Linked DNA regions of Mus musculus: region 2 is linked to region 1. Evidence: chromatin loops called from intact Hi-C (ENCODE). Cell type or tissue: left cerebral cortex. All regions are shown on one strand. Each heading gives the region's core, and the rest is flanking DNA. Links, peaks and the distances in the headings are about the cores only. Region 1 holds the start of Rap1gap (Rap1 GTPase-activating protein). Region 2 overlaps Usp48 (ubiquitin specific peptidase 48).

The links. Hi-C counts contacts between places; a loop is a spot of excess contacts. Peaks named below come from ENCODE experiments on the same cell type or tissue, not always from the same donor. Only the 100,000 strongest peaks of a DNase experiment are listed, where the experiment ranks them.
Region 2: it touches region 1 in a loop (13-fold over the local background); 1 of 42 quality-filtered maps calls a loop at or near these places.

Annotation. Positions count from the first base shown.
Region 1 is chr4:137,705,976-137,708,882 of GRCm38, reverse strand. Rap1gap (Rap1 GTPase-activating protein) reads right to left here and starts at 1,416. Exons shown (of 24, transcript NM_001379234.1): 1 at 1,223-1,416. The coding sequence starts at 1,297. It overlaps Rap1gapos (RAP1 GTPase activating protein, opposite strand), which reads left to right and starts at 2,277. Exons shown (of 2, transcript NR_138594.1): 1 at 2,277-2,361. In left cerebral cortex, for the core only: no CTCF peak of the experiment used is centred there; a DNase peak (open chromatin) is centred at 1,516; H3K4me3 peaks cover 538 bases.
Region 2 is chr4:137,635,185-137,638,091 of GRCm38, reverse strand. Usp48 (ubiquitin specific peptidase 48) reads right to left here. Exons shown (of 27, transcript NM_001355588.1): 20 at 202-332. Among named protein-coding and RNA genes, the nearest start is that of Usp48, 42 kb to the right of the region's middle. In left cerebral cortex, for the core only: CTCF peaks have their summits at 1,278 (motif pointing right) and 2,371 (motif pointing right); no DNase peak of the experiment used is centred there.

The sequences.
Region 1 (2,907 bases), core at 322-2,821:
TAACACACACATACACATGTTGGTGTTCTGAGTTACACACAACACATACTCAAGTCCATGTACCTGATATTCACACTTGTGCACACACCGGTGCAGGCCTGCACCCCAGTAACTGCACACAGACACAGGCATTCTCCTGGCTGAGACCAGGAGAGCACCGGCACGTGCAGGCTCAGCCAGGTGCTCAGGGAAACAGATGCAGAGTCCCAGGCGTCACTGCCAGGATCAAAGCATGCGGTGCAACAAACCCAAGCCAGCATCCCATATTGTAGACAAGAGTTCCGAGCAAAGGAAGAGGAATCAGGCAACTGCCAGGGTTGTTAAACCCCATGGGATCCTGAGCATCACCACCCATCACCACATATGCACAGTATGAAGTCACAAAACCTAAGCCCTTGTGCATACACTCTGAAGCCTACCTACAAAACAAGATCCAACCTGTAAAGTCCACTTCAGTAGTACCCAGGAGCCCCTGAGCCATGGGCACCTGTGGCCACACCCAACACCTCTGAGATTAGAAGAGCAGATAGCAATGACAGTTTGGCAGATAGCATAGACACACACCTATTGTCCAGGAAGGACAAACACACCTGTCAACGTGACAATGTCACAACAGTGCCACCATCCTTTCAGGGTCAGCCAGATAGTCTCTGACCTAAAGAGACCCAGCAAAGGGCTGAGGAAAAGAGGAGGTCCTACTTAAGGTGACCAAACAGCCAGCCACAACGAAACACCACACATGGCTGCACCAGAATCACAACCACATAAACACTGACACATGGCACTGTCACCCAGAGTGTGCACACAGAGCATCAAGTAACACCCACAGTTACAGCCCCACAGGCAACAGCAGACGCCCTGACACATGGCAAAGGAAGGCTGGGAGTGGTGTGGCCAGAAGCCGGGCATCCCACCTGGGGAAGAGCCACCAGAGTCACCCTATGATATCGCTCCATCTGTGTGGAAAAGGCAGCAGGCAGTCCCAACAACAGTTAAACACACACCCAGTGTCACTGCAGCCCATGGCCACAGTGTCCCTACGTCTGACCCAGGGGCAGCTTTGGAAAACACTAGGGTGCTCCGTGTAGTTCGGGTGTCAGTCCAAAAACATACACACCCACCGTGACGGGGTTCAGGCACAGACTGCCAGACTCTGGGTAGTAAGGCTGACTGATGGCCCTGGGTCCCCAGTCGGCCAGGCCGCCCCTGCCAGGGTCCTCACCTGCCAGCCGGCCCCCGCCGGCAACGAGCCCCTCCGCGGACGGCCATGGGGCGCTGGGGGCCGCGGCTGCGCCATCCCGAGCCCCAGCCCCGGCGGCGCTGTAAGCCGGCCCGGCCCGGGGCCCCGTAGCCCGAGCTCTGCGCTCCTGTCCCGCCCGCCGCCGCTCTGCCTTCTCTGGGCTCACCCTGCTGCCGGGCCCGAGGGGGCGGGGCGCCAGGTGCGGGAGGCGCGGAGGAGGGGCGGGGCGGAAGGCCACCACGCCCACTCGCGGGGCGGCCGGGCAAGGGGCCCAGGACACTGCGCCTGCGCGCGGGAAGCCTCAGGCACTTCTGTGAGCAGCTGTGTCTTCCCAGACTGGAGACCCTGCCTCTGGGCTTCAAGGACAAGGTTCTTGGGACAGCTGTGCCCAGGGAATGCAGGAGTACTGGAGATGGTGCTTAAGCACTTTCTTTGCTGGACCCTTTGCGTGTCTCACCAGATCGCCATAACCAAGGAGGTACAAATGTCTTCACTAGAAAATCATATTCCAAGAGGTGCAATAGCTTTTTTTGCTAGAAAACCCCGGGATCCCTGGAAGAGTCTGAAGCTGCAGAGTCTCTGGCACCTCCATTGGCTCAGTTTACCATCTGTAAATTACAAGGCTTCTGAAACGACACCCCCCACCCCCAACTTGACCCTGAAGTCCTTGTGTCTTAGGCTGGTGCAGCCAGTCTGCAGCAGGGACAGACCCCAAGACAGATGCTGGAGAAGTCTGGATGCTCTAGGGGCAGGACTGTCCTCCAGCTAGGGGCGGGGGGCAGATCTCCTACAGCTTCCCAGAAGTGCTGTCTACTACCCTCTGTCCCCAGGGCCAGGGAGCTCCTGAAAGGAAGGCAGGCAGCACTTTCCCTGCCCTCCCAGACCTGGCCCAGGGTCAGGTTTAGACCTAGAGAGCCAGCGGGAACACCAGAGATGTGCATTCCAGACACCGAGTAGCTTTGGCTTTAATAATTAACAACAGCAAATATTGATTTATGCAACCACTTCCAGGCCTGCACACTTCCGGGTACCCAACACAATGCAGCCAGAAGAGCATCTTTTCCTACCGTGGCCCTGGGGGAGGCCAAAGCTGCTCAAATCACCGGCGATATGTAGGCCAGGTAGAGTGGATGCCGCCTGCGTATGTGTCTAGGTCCTTATCTGTGTACATGTGTGTCTCCAAGGCTAGTCGTGGCTCTACGTGACATACTGCATTGCTGTAGCATAGAAGTACCCGTGGGTAGGAAGGGGTGGGTAGGGACGCCTGGGGGGGTATTTACTTTCTATCTCCTTTATGTGTTCATGAGCAAGTCTGAATACACTATAGATATATGTACTTGTGTCTGTCTGTCTGTCTGAATGTGGTCTGGCTCCCAGGTTAGGTATAGGTAGGCCAAGTATGCACATGTATGCAGATTTTACAGTCCCTGAGTACTGCAGAGGGTAGCTCGGTGTCTATTTAAATGTGGCTCCCCAAAGAAAAGAAAATACAACCCCTGCACAGCTCTGGGGACACAGTAATACTGATTATTTCCAAAGCACTTCCAAAGGCGCTGCCCAGTGACGAGCTGGCAAGGTCAATAGAGAAGACACTCTCAGCCATGCAATGGTGACACACACCTTTAGTCCCAGAACTCAGGAGACAGAGGCAGGTAGATCTTTGTGAG
Region 2 (2,907 bases), core at 220-2,719, 71 kb after region 1:
ACACTCAGTATAACATGTCAGGCTGCATGCAAATGCCAAGTGCAATGTGCTATCTCTGACTGAGAGTTCAGATGACGGCGACTCCCAGGTCTGCCAGAAGCATAATCTTTACCATTAGGGAGAAAAACAGAGCTGCGGGACCCTCCCCTCCCCCAAACACTCAACTGTTAATGAACGGAACCAAAGAGCATGACAACTTACTAGGTTCAGAAATATACTGTGTTTGAGAAGGATTCACGTCTCCCACTTCAATTCTTGTGATTTTAATTACTTTATCCACAACAAAGAGCTTTTGAATCATTTGCCATTCGCTGGGCCATATGAGAGCTATACTGTGCAAAAAAAAAACAACAAAAAACAAAAGACAAAAACAACAAACATCATGCCTTAAGACACGTGGAGATCAACAGAGCAAACACTCTACAGAAGAATCGAAATCAGCAGCACCTACTTAACTCGAGCATGGGAAAGACTCAACTAGGAAAGCAGAGCAGAAGGGAAGCTTTAGGGCGGGTCTGGGGGGGGGGTGATCAGCACATAGAGCCTGAGTGAAGAAAGTTGGCCAGAGGGATACGCACCCAGCAGTGCCACTAATAAAAACACAATAGATATACAATTAAAAAGTGCAACCCATTCAACTATGTACACCTTAATTCTGCCTTGGATTTTAAGCCAAGGACTCAACAAGTGGCTGAGGCTGACTAAGAACTTGTGACTCTCCTGCCTATGCTTCAGTGTGCATCTTTTAAATTGGAGACTTTATGGAACAGATGACTCAAATTCAGACAGAGAAGAGAGGAAAATGGGGATGAGAAGGAAGATAAGGACTCGTGGGCTTGAGTTGTACTTGACGACTGTACTGGAGCGACAGTCCTGTACCACCACGCATGCATGGGTCGTGTATCATCCCAGGTCCTGAAATATGCTACACAAGCTCTCTAGTGACTCAGTTCTATCACCAGCTCTTAGACATACTGCTCCTAAGTGTCACTAATATAGAGATAATAAAAACACCGAGGTCCTTTAAATAACCTAAAAACATTAAAATATAAAGAAACTACAGTCCATCTTCATCCCAGGGGATTTTGAATTCCTTATATTTACTTATTATGTGCTGCAGTGGGCCAGCCTCCTTCTCTTCTCTCTAAAGGTTGACAGCTGTAGAAAAAGACAACTATTAGGTGTGTGCAAAAGCAACTACAGTCTTTTTGTTTTGAAACTTTTTTTAAAAAAAGATTTATTTATTTTATGTGAGAACAATGTAGCTGTCTTCAGACATACCAGAAGAGGGCACTAGATCCCATTACAGATGGTTGTGAGCCACAAGTTTGCTGGGAATTGAACTTAGAACCTCTGGAAGAGCAGTCTGAACTGCTGAGCCATCTCTCCAGCCCATAATTACGACGTTTGCATTGCTGAAATTACCATATTAGGAGGAAACATTCCCAATTAATGTGGTAATCTCGTACAGCATTTGAATACATAAATCTTACTTTGTCTCTTGCTAATGACTTATTAGTTGTCAACTAATGTTTATTTTATACTTTGGAAATGATACTATACAAAAATCAAATTTGTGCAATTTCCTTTTTATGGGCTTATAAAGCAGCAAAGATAACGCACAGTAACCACAGCTTTTGCTCCAGGAACGCTAAGAATGCACAGTGCAGTGGAAATTCAAAAGGAGCTGAGAGCCCCAAAGATGCTGACAGGAGCAGAGGGTGAATGACTGAGAGCAGGGGGCTGCCATGAACACGGCACTGATGTTACTTTGTGGGTAACTCTGTGTGTGTGTGTGTGTGTGTGTGTGTGTTAGTTAAAGGACCTCATCTCCATCCCACTGTGAGGAACATGGACTGAGTGTGACATCTGCAACAACAAGCTCAGTGGCTGGCCCAAGAAACTCCAAAGCCAAGCCTGAGCCAAAAAAGCCTGGTCCCTGTTGCTGGTCTGATCCCCTGCAACTTCCGAATGACGCAAAACCCTTACCTGAGAAACACACTCGGCGACCCGACAGGATGCACCAAAGCTGCAACACCTCAGCCAGCATCAGTCTGGCTCGCTCCTCTATCTATGATAATGTCCAACCACACAGCTAACACGGTTCCAAAAGCTGAATGGTCAGGGCTGTGGAGCTCAGCCTCTTCCACTGCCTTCCACTGACTTTTTGCCAGCCAACTTCCCACCCCTTTAAGAATACTGACTTTTTGCCAGCCAACTTCCCACCCCTTTAAGAATACTGACTTTTATCACAGAAAAAATGCTTCCATTACCTGCAGGATACTGAAAATGCTTTCCAAGAATCTGCTAAATACTGGAGCACAGAGTTTTACAAATTTTTTTTTTATCATATGTAAGTACACTGTAGCTGTCTTCAGACACGCCAGAAGAGGGCGTCAGATCTCATTACAGATGGTTGTGAGCCACCATGTGGTTGCTGGGATTTGAACTCTGGACCTTCGGAAGAGCAGTCGGGTGCTCTTACCCACTGAGCCATCTCACCAGCCCCTGAGCACAGAGTTTTAAACTACAGAAATAAACTTACTCCTCATCTGCAAAAATGCTGTTTGTAATGGTTCCTATTTTGATTAATAAAGATATTTGAGCTTCTTTATGATTTAAAAATCAGTCTGAAGAAACTGCATGCAATTCCTTCTGCACAAACCTAATGCAACCAAGGACTACGCTGACTATGTGAGTGGTAATGATGCTAACCTAGCGACAGTCCGCTGGGCACCAGTAAAAGAAAATCCAGGCCGGGCAGTGGTGGCGCACGCCTTTAATCCCAGCATTTGGGAGCCGGAGGCAGGCGGATTTCTGAGTTCGAGGTCAGCCTGGTCTACAGAGTGAGTTCCAGGACAGCCAAGGCTACACAGAGAAACCCTGTCTCGAAAAAAATCAAAAAAA